Regions from separate parts of the Homo sapiens genome. Here regions 1, 3, 4 and 5 are each linked to region 2. The links are chromatin contacts, found by Hi-C or POLR2A ChIA-PET in ENCODE. All regions are on one chromosome and are shown on one strand. Each heading gives the region's core, a stretch centred on a gene start or an enhancer-like site at or near the end of the contact. The rest is flanking DNA. Distances are from core to core; before and after follow the strand shown.

Evidence for each region. A loop is a pair of places that touch in the nucleus more often than their neighbours do. ChIA-PET counts read pairs that join two places held with the same protein, here RNA polymerase II (POLR2A). Pooled maps may share reads with other maps.
Region 1: a map of OCI-LY7 shows a loop between it and region 2 (5-fold over the local background). The contact joins the enhancer-like site here to the promoter of UBC in region 2. A Hi-C loop is called at or near these places in 1 of 168 maps with a recorded cell type or tissue (OCI-LY7) and 3 of 50 pooled maps. POLR2A ChIA-PET finds 5 or more read pairs at or near these places in 2 of 52 experiments (HEK293 and T-cell).
Region 3: a loop to region 2 is called in a map of HCT116, with 6 times the contacts of the local background. The contact joins the enhancer-like site here to the promoter of UBC in region 2. A Hi-C loop is called at or near these places in 1 of 168 maps with a recorded cell type or tissue (HCT116). POLR2A ChIA-PET finds 5 or more read pairs at or near these places in 2 of 52 experiments (IMR-90 and K562).
Region 4: a map with no recorded cell type shows a loop between it and region 2 (7-fold over the local background). The contact joins the enhancer-like site here to the promoter of UBC in region 2. A Hi-C loop is called at or near these places in 12 of 37 single-sample maps with no recorded cell type and 5 of 50 pooled maps. POLR2A ChIA-PET finds 5 or more read pairs at or near these places in 1 of 52 experiments (Panc1).
Region 5: a loop to region 2 is called in a map of B cell, with 5 times the contacts of the local background. The contact joins the enhancer-like site here to the promoter of UBC in region 2. A Hi-C loop is called at or near these places in 2 of 168 maps with a recorded cell type or tissue (B cell and CD8-positive, alpha-beta T cell), 10 of 37 single-sample maps with no recorded cell type and 13 of 50 pooled maps. POLR2A ChIA-PET finds 5 or more read pairs at or near these places in 3 of 52 experiments (T-cell, activated B cell and activated T-cell).

Annotation. Positions count from the first base shown.
Region 1 is chr12:124,601,846-124,605,934 of GRCh38, forward strand. It overlaps LOC101927436 (a long non-coding RNA gene), which reads right to left. Exons shown (of 4, transcript XR_242964.4): 4 at 3,178-3,433. Among named protein-coding and RNA genes, the nearest start is that of NCOR2, 36 kb to the left of the region's middle. Within about 2 kb of position 2,671, at least 4 of the 41 ENCODE cell types and tissues checked have a DNase peak (open chromatin) inside an H3K27ac peak, as active enhancers do.
Region 2 is chr12:124,913,400-124,917,049 of GRCh38, forward strand. UBC (ubiquitin C) reads right to left here and starts at 1,251. Exons shown (of 2, transcript NM_021009.7): 1 at 1,188-1,251; 2 at 1-375. The coding sequence starts at 372. MIR5188 (microRNA 5188) reads left to right here and starts at 2,148; the gene lies at 2,148-2,260. RefSeq lists enhancers at 548-1,505, 830-1,279, 2,604-3,650, 2,903-3,582, 2,944-3,238 and silencers at 1,490-1,829, 3,188-3,247.
Region 3 is chr12:124,631,501-124,635,514 of GRCh38, forward strand. No RefSeq gene overlaps it. Among named protein-coding and RNA genes, the nearest start is that of NCOR2, 66 kb to the left of the region's middle. RefSeq lists enhancers at 1,559-2,758, 2,063-2,112. Within about 2 kb of position 2,216, at least 9 of the 41 ENCODE cell types and tissues checked have a DNase peak (open chromatin) inside an H3K27ac peak, as active enhancers do; they include HCT116 and IMR-90, where a contact is called at or near this core.
Region 4 is chr12:124,541,745-124,545,564 of GRCh38, forward strand. The region is part of intron 1 of NCOR2 (nuclear receptor corepressor 2); the gene reads right to left. Among named protein-coding and RNA genes, the nearest start is that of NCOR2, 24 kb to the right of the region's middle. RefSeq lists enhancers at 694-1,227, 2,296-2,830. Within about 2 kb of position 2,232, at least 9 of the 41 ENCODE cell types and tissues checked have a DNase peak (open chromatin) inside an H3K27ac peak, as active enhancers do.
Region 5 is chr12:124,452,138-124,455,938 of GRCh38, forward strand. The region is part of intron 8 of NCOR2 (nuclear receptor corepressor 2); the gene reads right to left. Among named protein-coding and RNA genes, the nearest start is that of NCOR2, 110 kb to the right of the region's middle. RefSeq lists enhancers at 825-1,663, 1,063-1,122. Within about 2 kb of position 1,419, at least 35 of the 41 ENCODE cell types and tissues checked have a DNase peak (open chromatin) inside an H3K27ac peak, as active enhancers do; they include B cell and CD8-positive, alpha-beta T cell, where a contact is called at or near this core.

The DNA of each region.
Region 1 (4,089 bases), core at 1,421-3,920, 310 kb before region 2:
GCGTCATAGGCAGATTCAAAAAATGTCATGTCTCCAAAGTTCTAGACATGAGGGGAACAGATGGGGCCCACCAAATGCTGTTTGATGACTCAAAGACACCGTGTCAAAGACACAGGCGGCGAGTTGGGAGAACATGATTTTATGAATGTAAGAATGGAACACAAAGAAATGTATCTTAATGTGCTGTGTTACTTATGTCATATGTGACTTTCTTTTTTTTTTTCTTTTTTTGAGACGGAGTCTTGCTCTGTTGCCCAGGCTGGAGTGCAGTGGCATGATCTCAATCTTGGTTCACTGCAACCTCTCCCTCCCGGGTTCAAGTGATCCTCGTGCCTCAGCCTCCCGAGTAGCTGGGATGACAGGCACGCACCACCACGCCCAGCTAATTTTTGTATTTTCAGTAGACATGGGGTTTCGCCATGTTGGCCAGGCTGGTCTCAAACACCTGACCTCAAGCAATCTGCCAGCCTCAGCCTCCGAAAGTGCTGGGATTACAGGCATGAGCCACTGCGCCCAGCTACATGTGACTTTTTAATTCATTGTTTTTTACAGACAGGGTCTGGCTCTGTTGCCCAAGCTGGAGTGCAGTGAAGATCTTAGCTCTGTGAAACCTCAACCTCCTGTGCTCAGGCAACCTTCCCACCTTAGCCTCTCTGGTATCTGAAACCACAGGTGCACACTGTCACTACGCCTGCTTTTTTTTTTTTTTTTTTTTGGTAGAGATAGGAGGCTCCCTATGTTGCCCAATTTTGTACTCCTGGCCTCAAGCGATCCTCCCACCTCAGCCTCCCAAAGTGCTGGGACTACCTGCATGAACCACTGCGCCCAGCCAACATATGACTTTAAATAGGCATAAACAGGCATGTGTAACTCTACCACTAATATAAATGTGCAAGTGAACTTTGGACTATGCATACGCCCCCACCCAAAGTTTATATGTAAGTTTACCAAAAACATTGAGGGAGGTCCCTTCCCATTGGTGAAATGAGGGAGCTGACTAACATTTGGGGATACCTCACAGTTTTGGCAGCACAAAGATAAGCAAGACAGAAGAGGTCTCTGCCTCCAGGAAGCTGACGTTAGAGGGAGAGAGACAGTGAATACAAAATATGATGCTGAGGGCCACAAGGAAAGATGGAGCCGAAGGAAGAGGATGAAGGAGCACCAGGGAGGGGCTGCAACATGGGGACATTTGCAATATTCGGACAGAGACCAGAATAAGGAGAGGAGCTGAGCCTGTGAGTGTCTTGGGGGAGAGAAGACTTGGTAGCAGGAACTGCACGTACGGAGGTTCCGAGGTCAGAACAAGCTTGCAACGTCCAGGAAACGACAAGGAGGCTCGTGAGGCCAGACCACACTGGGAGATGGGGACAGTGGCGGTGGCCAGGTCTCAGAGGGCCTGGGAGGCCGGAGAGGGAGGTGGGTTTTATTTATTCCCATGGATCTGGTGTGGTCCCTTTGGGCTCGGTGGGAGGTAACTGCTCATCATTCTACATCTGGGACCTCTGTCCACAGCTGGGTCCCATGTGCCCCTCCAGCATTCTCAGGGCCTCCAGGAGGGAAGTGTTAATGCTTCCCCTTCTCCGTCTGCCTCTTACCCTTCTGTCTCCACTGATGAGCAGCCAGGGCAGGGAGGGACTGCAGCAGGCCCCAGAGGATGAGGGCGTGTCTTCCCAGTGCCATCTGCACAACGCAACTCAATTCTGGGAATGAGCATTTATTCAGCACCTCTTGGATGCAAGGCACTGACCGCAGCTTGACACCACAGCCAGCCAGGCACTCAACACTGCTTGCTGAGGCCAAAGTGAAGATCCCCCCAACAATCGTCTTGTATTTTTTTCAGCTCAGTTTCCTGAGCCTGCCACACCGAGGGCCCCACAGTCGGAAACCACGTTTGGTTCGAAGCTCTCCTGTTCTCATCTGGAAATTCCTCATCATTTTTGAGCATGGGACCCTGTGTTTCCATTCTGCACCAGGCCCTGCAAATTACCTAGGGGCCTTGGGCGGGGGCTCCATTCTAGATGCACACTCAGGGGCTCTGGCAGCTGGTGGGGACTGGAAATGGGGCCTCCACTCAAGTCCCAGGTGCTGCGGCCTGCAGACCATCCCAGTCTTGGCCAGAGGCCCTGAAAACAGTCAGGGCCCCTCTGCGGCCTGAGGAAGAACCTCTGCACACACCGGCGCTGCTCGCAGCAGACAGCCGTGAGGAGATGTCTGGTTTTGATTAAATGTCCAGAGCCGCTCATTAACTTGCACAGACAGACTCAGAAGCCACTCGCTCTAAAACCCGCCCGCCACGGCAGCCCATCCTGCAGGCCCTTCTGTGCCACCTGCAGTTCCTGCTGGAAACTAGGAGCCCCTGGTTTGGGGGCCATGGGCCCTGAGGCAGGGGGATGGCCAGGGTCATCCAGCCCAGTGGCCTGAGTCCTCCAAAGTGTGTACCTGTCATCATCCACGGTGTGAGGGCTTCCCTGCCCTGCTGTCTCCACTCTGAACTGGGTTCAGGGGCTGTGGTCTTCCTGGTACAATTTCAAAGCATCTAAGAGGGCCTCATTCCCGCAGCACTGTTCCCTGCCTTGGCCTCTGTCTCTGAAATTCCACCATCAGGGCCGGTCCTTTTACTGTACTTTAGGTGAAATTTATAGCTGGAACTGCTTTGCATTTATCATGACAGTGTTTGCAGTGATTTATTTACAAGTCTGTCTCCTCCCCAGGCCACAGCTCTTGAAGGCAAAGTCCATGCCCCATACATTCATTCTTCAAAAATCTGTTCCTGGGCGCCCACCGTGTGCCTGGCATCAGCTGGCACGAGGAATCTCACTGTCTTTTGATCCCTAACACTAGGAACAGGGCCTCCCCTGGCTGGGACCCTCTGCATATTTGCTGAACGAATGAATATGTGAGCAAATGTAGAGTATTGCTCACATTTCTTGAGCACTTACTATAGGTGCCAGGCTCTGTTTTAATCAATTTGTGTGTATTTCCTTGTTCCACTCTCCCAACACCCTTGAGTTGGGTGTTGCTGTTATCCCCATTTTACAGAGGAGACTTTGGCACTCAGTAAGGACACGTAACCAAGAGGGCTAACAAGAAGCATGCACAGATACACAGGCATCCCCGCAAGCCAGAAACCAGCACATTCACAGGCAGGCAGAGCTCAGAGCCAAATTAGTCAAATATCTTGAAATGATGTTTATTTCTCCTCTAGTTCTCGAGTTCTAATGACTGTTTATTCTTACAAACATCTAATTTGTGTGCTCAGCCTCCCAGTTAGAGTGCAGTGCCAAGTGGCTCGGGCGTTTGCTCTTTGGTCGGATATCATACCCCCGCTCCTTGCTTTTCTTTTAAGACTCTTCAGACCCTGGGTATCTTGTTGGCATCTCACAGGTGGGAGGCGCTTTCCTCTACAGCCTCTGGTGCCTCGCCAGGCCAGCTGGAGGCCAAATGGAAGAGTGTGAGGGTTGCCTGCAAAGATGGCTGCCAGCAGTGCTCCCCCTCCCTGCAGGGGCCTGCAACCTCTCCCATGGGAGGTGGAGTCTGTGTCCCCACCCCTTGAAAGTGGGCAGGCTCTGTGAATCCTTTGACCCCCGGGATGCTGTGGAGGTGACTCCCTGCAGTTCTGGATTAAGCCTTAAGAGACCTGGCGACTTCTATTTTCTCTCTCTTGGAATCCAGCTGGCCCGCAAAGTAGCTCAGGCCAGGTTCTAGAAGAGGGAGAGACCGCAGGGACAGAGTGAAGCCTGGGAGATGAGTTACAAGGGGAGAGAGAAGAGTGTACCCAGCTCCAGTGCTAAACAATGTGGGTGATGCCGTGCTGGGCCATCCAGCCCCAGCTGAGCCCCCCAGATAACACACGTGGGGTGGGGACCACCACGATGCCTGATCCTGCCCAAATTGCAGAATTCTGAGCAGATAAGTGGCGGCTGTTGTTTTAAGTGGCTAAGTTTGGGGCTGGTTTGTTAAGCAGTGAAGGCAGCTGGAGTTAGAGTGGCTCCAGAGGTCAGGAAACAGGGGAGAGGCGTGCCTGGCCCCTGCTTCTGCTCCTGCCTTGCTTTGAGGGGCAGGGGGCAGGTGTCAGCCCTACAAATA
Region 2 (3,650 bases), core at 1-2,500:
CTTTCCGGCAAAGATCAACCTCTGCTGGTCAGGAGGAATGCCTTCCTTGTCCTGGATCTTTGCTTTGACGTTCTCGATGGTGTCACTGGGCTCGACCTCAAGGGTGATGGTCTTGCCAGTGAGTGTCTTCACGAAGATTTGCATCCCACCTCTGAGACGGAGCACCAGGTGCAGGGTGGACTCTTTCTGGATGTTGTAGTCAGACAGGGTGCGCCCATCTTCCAGCTGTTTTCCAGCAAAGATCAGCCTCTGCTGGTCAGGAGGGATGCCTTCCTTATCTTGGATCTTTGCCTTGACATTCTCGATGGTGTCACTGGGCTCAACCTCGAGGGTGATGGTCTTACCAGTCAGAGTCTTCACGAAGATCTGCATTGTCTAACAAAAAAGCCAAAAACGGCCAGAATTTAGCGGACAATTTACTAGTCTAACACTGAAAATTACATATTGACCCAAATGATTACATTTCAAAAGGTGCCTAAAAAACTTCACAAAACACACTCGCCAACCCCGAGCGCATAGTTCAAAACCGGAGCTTCAGCTACTTAAGAAGATAGGTACATAAAACCGACCAGAGAAACTGACGCCTCACTTATCCCTCCCCTCACCAGAGGTCCGGCGCCTGTCGATTCAGGAGAGCCTACCCTAGGCCCGAACCCTGCGTCCTGCGACGGAGAAAAGCCTACCGCACACCTACCGGCAGGTGGCCCCACCCTGCATTATAAGCCAACAGAACGGGTGACGTCACGACACGACGAGGGCGCGCGCTCCCAAAGGTACGGGTGCACTGCCCAACGGCACCGCCATAACTGCCGCCCCCGCAACAGACGACAAACCGAGTTCTCCAGTCAGTGACAAACTTCACGTCAGGGTCCCCAGATGGTGCCCCAGCCCATCTCACCCGAATAAGAGCTTTCCCGCATTAGCGAAGGCCTCAAGACCTTGGGTTCTTGCCGCCCACCATGCCCCCCACCTTGTTTCAACGACCTCACAGCCCGCCTCACAAGCGTCTTCCATTCAAGACTCGGGAACAGCCGCCATTTTGCTGCGCTCCCCCCAACCCCCAGTTCAGGGCAACCTTGCTCGCGGACCCAGACTACAGCCCTTGGCGGTCTCTCCACACGCCTCCGTCCCACCGAGCGGCCCGGCGGCCACGAAAGCCCCGGCCAGCCCAGCAGCCCGCTACTCACCAAGTGACGATCACAGCGATCCACAAACAAGAACTGCGACCCAAATCCCGGCTGCGACGGAACTAGCTGTGCCACACCCGGCGCGTCCTTATATAATCATCGGCGTTCACCGCCCCACGGAGATCCCTCCGCAGAATCGCCGAGAAGGGACTACTTTTCCTCGCCTGTTCCGCTCTCTGGAAAGAAAACCAGTGCCCTAGAGTCACCCAAGTCCCGTCCTAAAATGTCCTTCTGCTGATACTGGGGTTCTAAGGCCGAGTCTTATGAGCAGCGGGCCGCTGTCCTGAGCGTCCGGGCGGAAGGATCAGGACGCTCGCTGCGCCCTTCGTCTGACGTGGCAGCGCTCGCCGTGAGGAGGGGGGCGCCCGCGGGAGGCGCCAAAACCCGGCGCGGAGGCCGCTGCACCGGGAGCGGGTGGGCGGCCCGCGTTCCTTAGCCGCGGCTCCGCGGCCCCTCCCCTCAGCCCCCGCGGTCCCCTCGGGTCGCGAACCCCGCGTTCGGCGGACGTGGGGCACGCAGCGAGCGCCTTCTGCAGAGTCGGGGTCTCCCTCCCCTCCCTCCTGACCCGCCCTGGCCCACCCTGCGAGATGGACGGGTCTTTATTTTTGGGTCACATTTGAGGTAATGACGGGGCTTCCTTTGCTCAGCCCCCTTCAACCTCCCTGAGCCTCCCAGGCCGGTCGCGGGGGGCTCCCGGGGCCGCGGGACAAGGACAATGACTCGGCAGATCTCAGGGCGGGCGTGGCCCTAAAGCTGGGGAACGCTCGAGAACTTTCCAGGGGAGACACTGCAGAGGAGCTGGGTGTCCAGGTTAAATTTGGAAAAAAGAGGCGGAAACCCCACACAGTTTTATTTTAGCTGGAACGCAAGGCTGAGCGAACGACATCCTTCTAGACTGTTCTTCCACCTTCCTGTACATTCTGAGGGCCAGGTATGGAAAGGTCCTACTTGATGCCAACAGGGAGGCATGGAAATTTCTCTGGTTTCAATGGGTACGATTATTGTAAGCAGGATCCATTCAATAATCGGACCCATTTAAACCGGAGATTTTAAAAGACAGGAATAGAATCCCAACCTTATTTCAGTGCAGGGTAGGGTGTCAAATATGAAATGTAATTCTACAGGGCAATTCTATTTTGGTAAAAGAAGTGGGGAGAAAAGCATCACCAGCCAGCTTTTTAAATTTTTACCACAACCTATTTTGTGATCCCTACGTGTCATTTCTTCAGTATATTTTTTAAATGTTTTAAAATATACGAACATGGTGAGATTTTTTAAATGTGTCTTTTTAAAGTGTACAGTGAAAAGTCTCCCTCATGCCCTCAATTTCCCAGCCACTGTTCCTTCTGGACTCTTCTACAAATAGTCCCTGTTTCTACAAATGTATTGGAGGTAGGGAGGCTATTTTGATTTCTACCCTTAAAAGCTTCAAAAAAAAGAGAAAAAGAGGCTACCAACTGAAAAATATTTTGCCATTAGGAAAAGGCTGCATTCTTGTTTTAAGTTATGAACATTACATTATTTAAACGGCAGACTTAAAATATGCATCAAAGCAAAATGAACCTGCTATATATTTTCTATGGTAACCCATGTTTCTGTGTATTTATGAAAATCCAAGATCTGTGCATTGTTCAAAACAGACTTTGACATCTCCAATTTTTAACATTTTAAAGAGAATGAATTCATGTGTTACTGGGAAATTAAAACGAATAATAAAAGTGTCATTTTCCAGGATTGGCAGGATACCCCAGTGATTTCCAATACACATTTCTGCAAAGTTTTTGTTTTTTGTTTTTCCCCTACATTTCGGGAAGGAGTTTTGAAGGGATTAAAAAGCTGAGATTCTTTCTGAGGTGACCAGGCCTGGCTTTCAACCACGCCCTGGTTGCTTTTGGCTGTTACTCTGCTGCAAGCCTTGTGATTCATGTTGTTTAAAGGCTGAGTCACCAGCTTTGTGACATAGCTTTTTTCAGAGTCCAAAAGGTACAGAGAAAAAACAGCCCTAACTGCAGAGGCAGGGGCGGGAGAGGAGGACAGGAGGAGGAAAAAGGAAGAAGAGGGGATGAGGGTAGGGTGGGTAATGGGCCAAAGGTTAGCTGCAAAGAGAAACCAATGTTGTCTCTAGCAGAAAAAAATTATTGAAAACATCCCAGCATTCCCTGACTTAAATGGTTATTGAAGCAAACAGAAATAAACCTTTCTCCAAAGTCACTGAGGTGACAGGGAAGAAAATGGCCTCCCAAAACGCAGGTGTCTGATGTTTCTCTACAACAATGGTTCTCAACAAGGAGTGATTTGCTCTTTCAGGGGACATTTGGCAATATCTGGAGATATTCTTGGTTGTCACAACTCAGGGGAGGTTAGGGGATGCTACTACTAATACTAGCACTGTTGGTAGACACCAGGGATGCCACTGAACATTCTATGAGGGACAGTCCCCCACAACAAAGAATTATCAGACCC
Region 3 (4,014 bases), core at 966-3,465, 280 kb before region 2:
GGCTGGAGCTTGCAGTGAGCCAAGATCGCACTGTTGCACTCCAGCCTGGGTGACAGAGCAAGACTCTGTCTCAAAAAAAGAAAAAAAAAGAAAGAAAGAAAAGAAAAAGAAAGAAAGGTATAAAATAGATTGTGCTGGCTCAGTTTAACACATCAAGGGCTGGATTTGCCTACGAGCCCCCAGTTTGTAACCTCTCTCCATTTATTTAATTAGTAAGCATTTACTGGGCGCTTACTGTGTGCCACACACAATTCTAGGCCCTGGACAACACAGATAAGGCACCTGGAAAATGGGTAGAGGGAGAGGAATTCCCCAGCAGGGACTCCCCAGGGACAGATGTGATGGGAAGTCTCGGCCGTGGGGCGCCCCTCTGCTGTGTGGCCCCCACACCGCCCTGGGCTGGTGGACAGGACTTCGGGGCCATTTTGTTCTCACCCAGCCTGTCTGTACTGTGCAAACCTCCGTCTCCTGGAGCTAAGGGGCTGCCTGGGCAGCCCAGAAGCCTCTAGGCCTCTCCAAAGATATACTGGGAAAAACTTTCCCTTGCTATTGCTCAGAATCGTTCAACTCCCAGCCGCTTGCTAATTACTATGCCCTTGAGCAAAAATGTTAATCTAAAAAACATAAAATTATAATGACTTACTTGACATAATTGGAACAAACAAGATGAGCAGGCAGGCGGCAAGCAGCAGGGGCTCCGGCATCAGCCCCCCAGCACCTTGCCAGCCTGGGGGCAGGGGACCCACCTGGGTGGGGGCGGGGGCAGAGCCCCCCTGGCCGGCGAGACTCATTGCCTTGTCAGGGGGCTGAGCGGTTCCGTTGGGTCTGCTCTGGCTTTGACTGAGGACTCATCCTAGATCTTGGCGTGGGGACAGCCAGCCTGGGTGGGCATCCTGCCTCCTATTGTGGGTCCCCAGGACAGTGACTTCCCTCTCTGTTCGCCCATTCCCTCGTCCATGAAATGGGGCTAACAGCATGTCCAGCACCTAGAGTTCTCCATGTCACCTGCTTGTAAATGCTGAGCTTAAAACACAGCAAGCACTCAGCAAACAATTACTGCCGTGAGTGAAGCTAATCTCCTCCAGGCCCATCTGAGGTGGGAGGAGAGAGGCCGGGGAGAGGGAGGATACGCTTCCAGCACACCCTGGTCCTTCCTCCCTCTCCTCTCTTTGCACAGGCCTGTCCCATGCCCAGCTTTAGCCATTAGGTCCTTACTTGAGGGGAGGCCTCCACACTCCCTGCCTGCCTGACTGGCTGGGCGTCCAGTGAGTTGGATTCCAGAGATCCTGGAGCCTGTGAGGAGGAGGAGGACGCAGAGGCTGGGGATCACATGATAAGAGATGCCCAGGAGACTTCATGAACGAACAGCCCAGCCCTTCTTGTCTCAGTAGATAAGATGGTGGGTGAGTGGGGCCCGCTCAGGGCTCAGGCATGCATCCCCAGAACCCGTGCCCATACCCCGAGAGCTCACACACCCACACCCAGACCTGTGTGCTTATGCATACACCCCAGAGCCTATGCACACACTTCCAGAGCTCACACACACACAGAAACACACACACCCAGACCTGTGCACACCCCCCCAGAGCTCATACACACCCATCCCGACCTGTACATACCCCCAGAGCTCATGCACACACCCCCAGAGCTCTCACACATACACTCAGACCTGTGTGCTCATGCACACACTCAGACCTGTGCATACATCCCAGAGCCCATTCGCATAATGCTAGGGCTCACACATACACCCCCAGAACCCATGCACACCCCAGATCTTGGCACACACCATAGAGCCCACACAACACACTCAGACCTGTGTACACATCCTGACTTCTACACACATTTTCAGACCTGTGCACACACTCCAGAGCCCAGGCATACACCCCAGAGCCCAAGAACACACCCCAGAGAACGATGCACACACCCCCGAGAACTATGCACACACCTCAGAGCTCACACACACCTCAGAGCCCAGGCACACACCCCAGAGAACTATGCACACACCCCAGAGCCCAGGCACACACCCCAGAGAACTATGCACACACCCTAGAGCCTCTTGTGGTTGCCCTTTGCCTGGAGCTCTCTGATTGGATAGTTGTAACAGTATGTTTTGGGCTGCAAGTAACAGAAAACTTAACTCAAAAATGGCTTTAACCAGGGGTCAACAAACTGCTGCTTATGGTCTGGCTCCTTGTTTTTGTTAATGAAGGTCTATAGGAATGCAGTTACGCCCACCCATTTCTATTGCCGATGGCTGCTTTCATGCAACAACGGCAAGCTGAGTCATTGCAATAGAGACCATGTGATCTGGAAAGCCTAAAATTATATTTAATGTCTGCCCTTTACAGAAAATTTTCACCGACCTCTGGCTTAAGCAATAAGGAAGACGTATTACTTCATATGATGAATGCTCAGAATGAAGGTGGCGTATTCGTTATCTCTGACTACACAACAAATCACCCCCCAAACTTGGAGGATTAAAGCAACAAGAATCATTCTCTACCTCATGGTTTCTGGGGGTAAGATCTCGGGAGTGGCTCCCCAGGGCGGTTTGAGCTCTGGATCTCTTGGAGGGTGCAGTCAGAGGGGCTGGTGGCTGGCAGTGTCATCTGGCTGCCGTCTTCATTTACAGTCTGACACCTGGGCTGGGCAGACTCAAACAGCTGGTCCTCCTCGGGCGTCGCTCTCCTGCTTGTGTGTTCATTTCAGCATGGTGGCTTCAGGAAAGCCAGACGTCTTTCCTGCAGTTCATGAGGGGGTCCCCTGAGTGTGTCCCAAGAGAGATCCAAGGAGAGGCCATATCACTTTTTTTTTTTTTGAGACAGAGTCTCACTCACTCTGTCGCCCAGGCTGGAGAGCAGTGGTGCAATCTCGGCTCACTGCAACCTCCGCCTCCCAGCCCAAGCGATTCTCCTGCCTCAGCCTCTGAGGTAGCTGGGATTACAGGCGTGTGCCACCACATCTGGCTAATTTTTGTATTTTTATTAGAGACAAAGTTTCACTCTGTTGGCCAGGCTGATCTCGAACTCCTAACCTCAAGTGATCTGCCCACCTCGGCCTCCCAAAGTACTGGGATTACAGGTGTGAGCCACCGCGCCCGGCCATATCACTTTTAATGACCAAGCCTCAGAACTCATGCAGCCACTTCCACCACACCCAGTGGTTGAGGTCATCACAAAAGTCCATCCGGGTTCAAGCGGAGGGGACCAAGACCCACCTTTTGAGTGCTTCAACCTCACCAGGAATCCAGGATCCTTCCACCTTTCTGCTCTGCGGACTTTGCTCTGTGTCCCGTGGTTACAAAATGGCTGTTGCCAATTCGACATTTTAGGCAGACACAGCAATGTCCGGTGGAAGAAGAGAGAACTGCCATGATCTTGTATCTCTCGTTTGTCTCCAGTATTTTTACTGAAATACAAAATACAGGCTGGGCGCGGTGGCTCACACCTGTAATCCCAGCACTTTGGGAGGTCAAGGCGGGTATGGATCACTTGAGTTCAGGAGTTCAAGACCAGCCTGGCCAACGTAGTGAAACCCCATCTCTACTAAAAATACAAAAATTAGCCGGATGTGGTGGCACATGCCTGTAGTCTTAGCTACTCGGAAGGCTGAGGCAGGAGAATTACTTGAACCAGGGAGGCAGAGGTTGTAGTGAGATGAGATCAAGCCACTGCACTCCAGCCTGGGCGACAGAGTGAGACTCCACCTAAAAAAAAAAAAAAAAAAAAAAAAGTGCATAGATCATAAGTGCACAGAGCAATGCATTTCCAAAGGTGAGCATGTCCGTGTACCCAACACCCAGATGAACATGACCAGAGGAGAAGCACCCAGAAACCCCTCTGCTCCCCCTCAGCCACTACCTTTTCCACGATGGCTGAATCTTGGCGGTCTATGCTTTTGATAGAAATGGAATGCTACACACGTGTGCTTGTGTGCCTAGCTTTTCTTGCTGCTGTGCCTACCTGCTTTTCTTGCCTGCACTACATTACGAACTTACTCATAAAAACACTATGC
Region 4 (3,820 bases), core at 982-3,481, 370 kb before region 2:
GGGGAGTGGAGATGGAGGGGGATGGGGGTGGATATGGAGGGGGATGGGGGTGGATATGGAGGGGGATGGGGAGTGGAGATGGAGGGGGATGGGGAGTGGAGATGGAGGGGGTGGGGAGTGGAGATGGAGGGGGTGGGGAGTGGAGAGCTGGAGGGGGAGGGGGTGGAGAGTTGGAGGGGGATGGGGAGTGGAGAGCTGGAAGGGGATGGGGGCTGTGTTCCTGGCCACAGGAGGGGAGCCACGTGCTCCAGTGGAACACATAACTGAGTAGGAACAGTGTGGGGCAGGGCCAGCGAGGACACCTTTGGGTCAATCCCTGAGGGCTCCATGGAGGCATCGACCTCTTGCCCTCCCAGACCCAGCCTCAGCCTCTTCCTGCATGGAGGATCAGAACTGTGGGGCTCCAGCCTCAATGCTGGGCAAGGGCTTGGTGTCTGGACTCTGGAGCCTTTCCCACCAGACCTGCAGCAGCCACAGGAACAGGGCGGGCCATTGCCTCGGGGCTCCTGTGCCTCCAGGACCCATGATTACTCAAGCCCAGGGCTCAGTATAAATCCTCCCTCTCAGCCCAGCCTCCCCTGACCAGCGGCCACACCGGCCACAACAGCCACACCCTTGGCAGGGCCACATGAGGGACATCTTCCAGAAGGGAGAAGGACGGGTGTTGATTGAGCACCCACAGGGCCCACAGAGATGGGCGAGGTGGGCGACAGCAGCCCAGGCTCCACTCCAGGCCACCTCTGCCCTGGGCACCGAGGCCAAGACCCTCAGCGCCCGTCCCAGGCCCTAGGAACCTGCCAGGCCAGCATGAGCCAGCCTCGGGGCGTGCTCCGCAGAAGCTCTAAACTGGACCCCGCAGACCCACAGATCAGACCCTGGCCCCCAAGGGGCAGGCATGACTCCCAGAAGCCTTCCCTGCAGGCTGGAGTTTGGGGACTTCCAGCACAGCACAACCTAGGTGCCGTGAGACATGGAGGCGGCTCACCGCCCTCCCAGGGCCGGCCGGGGTCCACCGGATACATCTTCCCACACGGGGTGAACAAGGAGCCTCCCCTGTCTCCTGCAGTGGTGTCACCTGGTCCCCGTCCCTGTGGTAGCCAGCAGTCCAGACAGCCAGAGCGGGAGGGAGGCAGGCTCCGCAGCCCTTCCATTGAGAAGCCGCCGGGATATGTTTTCCTTCTCCAGGGACAGCTGAGGCAGCCTGCCCCGTGCCAGCCCTCCTGGAATCTGCAGAGGCAGCCACCCAGAGTTCACCAAGGTCTCAGTCCCCACTGGACTGCAACAGCCAAGGGCGGGTGGGTGGGCGAAGATGGGGGTCACAGCCTCTCTCCCTCCCATCCCTCCTCCACCAGCTAGGGCAAGGGCCACCAGACCAAGGCCAAGGGGGCTGGCAGCATGGATGTGAGTGATCAGGGCCTGCAATGGGATCAGTAGGGAGGTGGGGATGGGCCGCAGCCCCGTCCAGAGGGGGACTGAGGAGCAACCCCGTGCCCTGCCCAGGAACGCGCCCCAGCCCCAGGGCCACCTGTCTGCTCCCAACAAGGAAGGCTGCACTGACACCGGGCATAGCGACTGGGGAGGAGCCGCTGCAAAAAACCATGACAACGATCATCACAATAATAACAGCCCTCACTTCCTGCCAGGCCACGTGCATCTCCACTGTCCGGACCCTGTTTCAGGGGTGGGGAAACAGACCCACACGGGGTTACCTGCCCCAGGTCACACAGCCAGTGAGGGGCGGGGAGACGGGACCCCGAGCATCTGACCCTCTGCCCTCGGCCACTCCATTCTCCACCCCGACAGCGCCGTGGATTTAGCAGGGACTAGGCTTCCCAGAAACCTCGCCGCCCCTCTCCTCGCTGCGGGGTGTGGGGCCGCCATCAGAGACAGCAGCCGGCAGGAGCAATTAGAGGCCAGGAAGGAGCCGGGGTATCGACCGCTTTTGGGAGGGAAGGGGGACGCGGGCTCTGTCGGGGTGGCAGCAGCCTGGCTCATGGCCAAGCACGGGCCACGACAGGGCAGGGAGCGCAGCCCAGGCCGGGAGGCCGCGGAGGCCCCACGCGGCAGCACGGAAAGGCCAGCTGTCCGTCCACCTGTCTGTCCAGCCCCCTCACCCTCACAGGCACCGACAGCCCCTCGGTGCCTGAAGCTCAGGGTTTCGCTGCCTCCGCACAATGCTAAGCCCCTTACGATGATTAACTCGTTTAATTCTTAACAACCGCCCCACATCCTCCCCCTGTGCAGATGGAGGCAGTGAGGCAAGAAAGCCCTCCCAGAGAGTTCCCAGGACTGGGATCCACACTCAGCGTCAGTCAGCACCAGCGACGCCGCCTCTGCCCGGCACCCCCTGCCCGGGGAGCCCCAGCGGGGAGGGAGATGAATGGAAAGGGTGCACTGGAGACTGCTGGATGAGATGGAAGCTTCGGGAAACCTCTCTATGCCCCGCAGTGACCCTGTCTGTAAAAGAGGAACATCACAACACCTGCCTCACAGTATGCTGTAGATGAACTCAGGTTTAGCCCCACAGATAGGCAGAGCAAGTACCCCAAAATGTCAGCTGCTGGCTTCTCCCAGAGAGGCTGCCTGGCCTGGGGACCCCTGAATCTGCAGCTGAACAGAAAAACCACTGCAGACTCTCCCCAGCCTCTGCCCCGGGCTGCCCGCCCAGGAGCAGGGTCTGGCCTTTAGAAGCTCCCTGGAGGGCGGGGGCACCATCCGCCAGAAGCAATTAATTGCTGGGTCAAGAGATGGTGAAAGAGATTTGTCACGAGGGCCTGGGGATATTCAGGGTGGGAGGGTGGCCCACACTGATTCAGTTGCCCCACCTTCCACCTCACAAGCAGGCTCCGCCCCCACTCAAACCCCCAGGACATCCTCCTCTGCCTCCACACCCGCCCGGGCCCAGGGTAGGTCAGGGATGCAGCCCCAGCACCCGTGACCTGCTCCCAGGAGGGACCTGCTTCCACCATTCAGCCGGTGCCCACACACAGGAGGGGACAGCCAGGCACAAGTGGGGCTGACATACAGAGTCCCCGGTGGGCCCCAAATGGGCCTGAGACCCAGATCAAATCCCTGAGCCATCTCATCTTGGCAGGAGACTGCGACCCCTGTGTGTGCTGCTCAACTTCGCAGAGGCAGTTTCCTCTCGGTGAAACGGAGGCAATTATATTAGGTGGCTAAAATCAGGCTGGCTCCCGCTCCAGCCCTAGTGCTGTCATTTTTTAAAGCCTGAGGAAGGTGCCTTGCTTCTCGGAACCTCAGTGTGCCCATCTGTAAAACGGGGATGATGCCAGGGGCTACTCTGAAGAGAAATTTACAACCTGGCACCCAGCAGTGCTCAGTTGAAGCTCACCATCGGGGTTCACCAGGCCACCTCCCCAGGGCCCCTTGCCAGCCTGCAACCCTACTGAGACACCAATGTCCCCAGCACCTCGAACACCCAGAAGCGGGGCCCAGGGGGAGGGAGCAGAGTCTCGGAGGGCCACGATGAGAGGACTGGATAAGAGCCCACCTTCCCTGCCTCCCACCTCCGCAGCAGGCCCAGGGGAAACATAGGCTTTGGTGACCACCAGGCTGGGGCCAGAGGCCAGTGACAACAGAAGCACCCAGAGACAAGGCAGCCCCTGACCCAGATCTTCCATGGGCAGGGCTCTGCAGGAGCCTCTGGTCTGGAGGGGTCCGAGGCACAGGTTTCCCCATGGGTCCCCATCAGCTTTCAGCCCCTGGTGTCCACACCCAATCCCTCCACACCAACCCACCGACACACGGGGACCCTCGAAGCCCCCACCACACAGATGGGAAAACCAAGGCCCAAAGACGC
Region 5 (3,801 bases), core at 169-2,668, 460 kb before region 2:
GGAGAAGTGGGCAGAGGAACAAGAGAGCCCACGGTCAGACTCACTGCAGAACTTCCCAGTGGAGGGAAGGGGTGCAGTGCAGCATCCCTGCAGAGGGTGCGAATCCTCGTCTCAGGAATGGCAAGGGGCCCTGTGAAGATGCCCATGCTGTAACCCGGGCAACCACACTGGCTCCTTTATGTTCCCCACATGCCAATCAAATGCAGGCCAGGTGCAAGCGGACATCACTTAAAGGTTCGGGTTTTGGAAACAGATAGGCCCCAATTTAAATGGTGCCTCCTCCCTCACTAGCTGTGAGCTTGGACAAGTGCCCTCAACACTCCAGCCTCGGTTTCCTCATCTGGAATATGGGTGTAGGTCAAAGAGGACCTACTTCACGGAAATTTTGGATAGCCCAGAAAATTTCAGACTTGGTGAAATTTGGTGTTTGTCTTGTTTTGGTTTTAAAGATAGCAAACAGCCGAAGGGGGCCAGAAAGGGGCTGGAAGCCCACAGCACGCAGCCCTGGGAGGGCGAGGTGGGCAGAGGGGACAGTGCTTCTGCGGCACAGGGCGGGTGCAGAAATGCAGGACCGGCTCCCGGGGGCAGCAAGAGCCCGGTCAGCCTCCAACCCACCAAAGCCACAGGGGAGGAAGGCCACTTCCACTTGGTGGCCTCCTCCCCTGCCCTGTAGATAGGGACACAGCCCCTGCTTCTCAAGGCGGCCATCGGTGAGGGGCCCACAAGGCGAAGGCCCCGAAGGACTGAGGATACTGTGGGGTGCTGCGGCCTCTAAACAGGAACTGCCCCCCTGGGAGGCACTCACCAGCCACTCCCCGAGGCCCCTGAACCCCAGGAGCCCAGGGGAGGCTCTGGGCCCAGAGCTGCCTGGAATGCCGTGCACCGCCATGGCAACAGGCTGAGGACAGCCATCTTGGAAAGCCCAGAAGGGAGTGGGGGGAGGGAGGGACAGTGACATGTCCTGGCAGGTGCATTGCTGAGGGGACGCAGGGCCCGAGGGGACTCCCCAACATCCCCCTCATCCTCTGCAGAGAGGGCTGCACAAAGGCCTGGCGGCTCCCAGCCCAGGCTAGCCGGGGTCCCCACATGGGGCCATGAGGCACCTCCACAGCCACACAGGCTGGGGGGCATGGCTGGCCCCTGTCCCTCACCCCCAGGCCTTATCCTCCCGGGAGAAATGACCCCTGGGGGGACTCACGCCAGTGAGGGAATCGAGGCCTAGATGCGTGTGGAGCCTGGGGTGGTAGGGGCGGCACCCAGGAGGCCCCAAGGTCCAGCTCTCTCTTGCTCAGCCTCCGTCTCCTCTAAAATCAGAGGCACAGCCACTCAGAGGGCAGAAAGAGGGCAAAGGGGAGCAGGTGCCAGACGCAGGGCGCAGGCAGAGATGAGGCATGGTGGTGACTAAGAAAGCCAGCAGGGGCCAGGGAGGAGGCGGCCCCCCTCGGGCTTTGAGCCAGCCAGCAGGGCCACCAGGAAGAGCCAGAGTCCCAGGCGGCCTGAGCTGGCAATAAATGAAGTGACAGCCCCAGCCCTCAACCCGCTGGTGACACCAGCTTCTTAAAATAACGCCTTGGAACAGGAAGGAAGCAATGACTCAAAGCGGCAGAGAGGTCGGGGCTGCTGGGCACGCCCTCCACCACTGCGCCCGCTCCCAGCCTGGTCCAGTCCCCACAGCTGGGCTGGAGGGGCCGTGCCCCACCATCTCAGTGCCCCCGACCCCTGGTTAGCACCTCTGGTGCTATTTTCATCCTTTCCAATGCAAATTCCTCCAGGAAGGCCACAGGGATCCGTCCCTGCCGAGGGGAGGGGCGTTGGAACTGCAGCTTCTGATGGAAGACACCCTGGGAACTGGACTCTGTGACCCACAGCACCTCAGGCCGTCCCTGGCCCGGGCTTCTGGCACCCAGTTGGTAGACAGGACCCTGCAGAGGGTGCACCATGCAGCTGCCTCTGCTTGGAGGATGCCTGTGGCCACTCGGGCCTGGCAGATCTGTGCAGAACTGGCCGGCCGCTCTCCCAGGGGCTCAGCACACCTCCACGCCTCATCTCTTGCTGTGTGGCCCGGCACAAGGCACTCCTCTCACTGAGCCTCATCCAGAAAATGGGACGGCAACAGCTCTGTGAGGCGTCCTCCCTGTCCCCACTGACTGGCACCAAGCCAGGGGCCTTCAAGAGTCCAAACACTAGATCTTAGCCTCCTGTGCCATCAGCCTTGTGGAAGCCTCTGCTCTGAGATCCCCAAGTGGAAGACAACCCCGTCCCCTTGTCTCCAAAGAACCAGAGAAGACTCACTGTGGGGTCCCTGGTTCCAAAGCTTCTGACACCAGCAGCTGCCCACCCCCATCTGCCCACAGACTCCCACGGACAGGGGCTTCCTCGCCTGTGTTCCTCGGGCCCTAAGACACAGGCCCTTTCCCCCAGGAGGCCCCCGGGGACCAATCAGGAAACGGGAGCGGGAGGACCCGGAAATCTGGAAATGCTTGGGAACTTCATCCAACCCTGCCATCCCTATTTGGCAGAAAAGGAGAAACCGAGGCAAGAGGCAGCTTACTGGTGGAGATGTAAAATGGTACGGCCACTTTTCGGCCACTTTGGAAAACAGTTGGGCAGTTCCTCAAGGGGCTAAACAGGGTTAACAGAGGATCTAGCAATTCCACGCCTAGGTACACACCCAGGAGAAATGAAGACGTACGTTCACATGGAAACGGCACACTAATGTTCACAGCAACTTTATTCACAATACCCCAAATATGCAAACAATCTCACGTCCACCGACTGATGAGTGGGTAAACAACACGTGACCTACCCCTACAGTGAAATATGATTCAGCCACAAAAAGGAACGAAGGACCGACCCACGCTCGACACGGATGAACCTCGAAAACATGATGCTGAGTGAGAGAAACCAGACACAAAGGACCACATATTGCAAGATTCCATTTATAGGAAATGTCCAGAATAGGCAAATCCATAGAGACAGAAGGGTTTCTTTTTGAGATGATGGAATGTTCTAAAATTGACCGTGGTGACAGTTGCACACATCTGTGAATACACTAAAACCCACTGAACTGGACACTTTGAGTGAATGGCATGCGTGTGAATTGTACCTCAATAAAGCTGTTTACAAAACAAAAAAACAAGCAAGCAGCAGCTGCTGCTGCTGAAAACTTCCCCAGATATCACTTCCACTGAGAGAAGCACGACCCTAGGCCAGAGCTCACCACCCAGATCGCCCAGGCCCGAGGATGTGCCTGGAGGGGGCAGAGCCCTGAAGGGGTGGGGGAGCCCAGCGAGGTTCCTGAGTCCAGCCAGGTGGGCAGCTGGGCCCTGCTTCTGAGCTGGAGGAGCCCTTGCCATCTCCTCCCTGCTTCTGCCTTCTGAGTGGGCCTGGGAGCCCGGGGCTTGTAGTTCCTGAGTGGCCTCAAAAGACGGACCCCGGGCTTTGGGGAGCTCTCACTGCAAAACTGAGCAGCCTGCAGAAACTTCAGGGGGAGCAGCTCATCACCAAATTGTTCACAACTACTGAGCGCTTCGTAGGGACCAGGAGCTGCACTAGGTGAGCCTTTAACAGGCAGCACTGCCTTTAACCCTGGGAAGACCCTGGAAGGAGGCCCTAGAGCCTCCGCCTGTCCCAGATGAGAGAGCACTGTGGTACTGGGAGGTCAGCCCCTTTCCTAAGGCCACTTGGCAAACATGCAGTGGAGCTGAGTTTAGATTGAGGCTCTGAAGGTGTCAGACTTCTGTTTCGTTTTTTTATGAGGCAGGGTCTCACTCTACTGCCCAGGCTGGAGTGCAGTGGTGT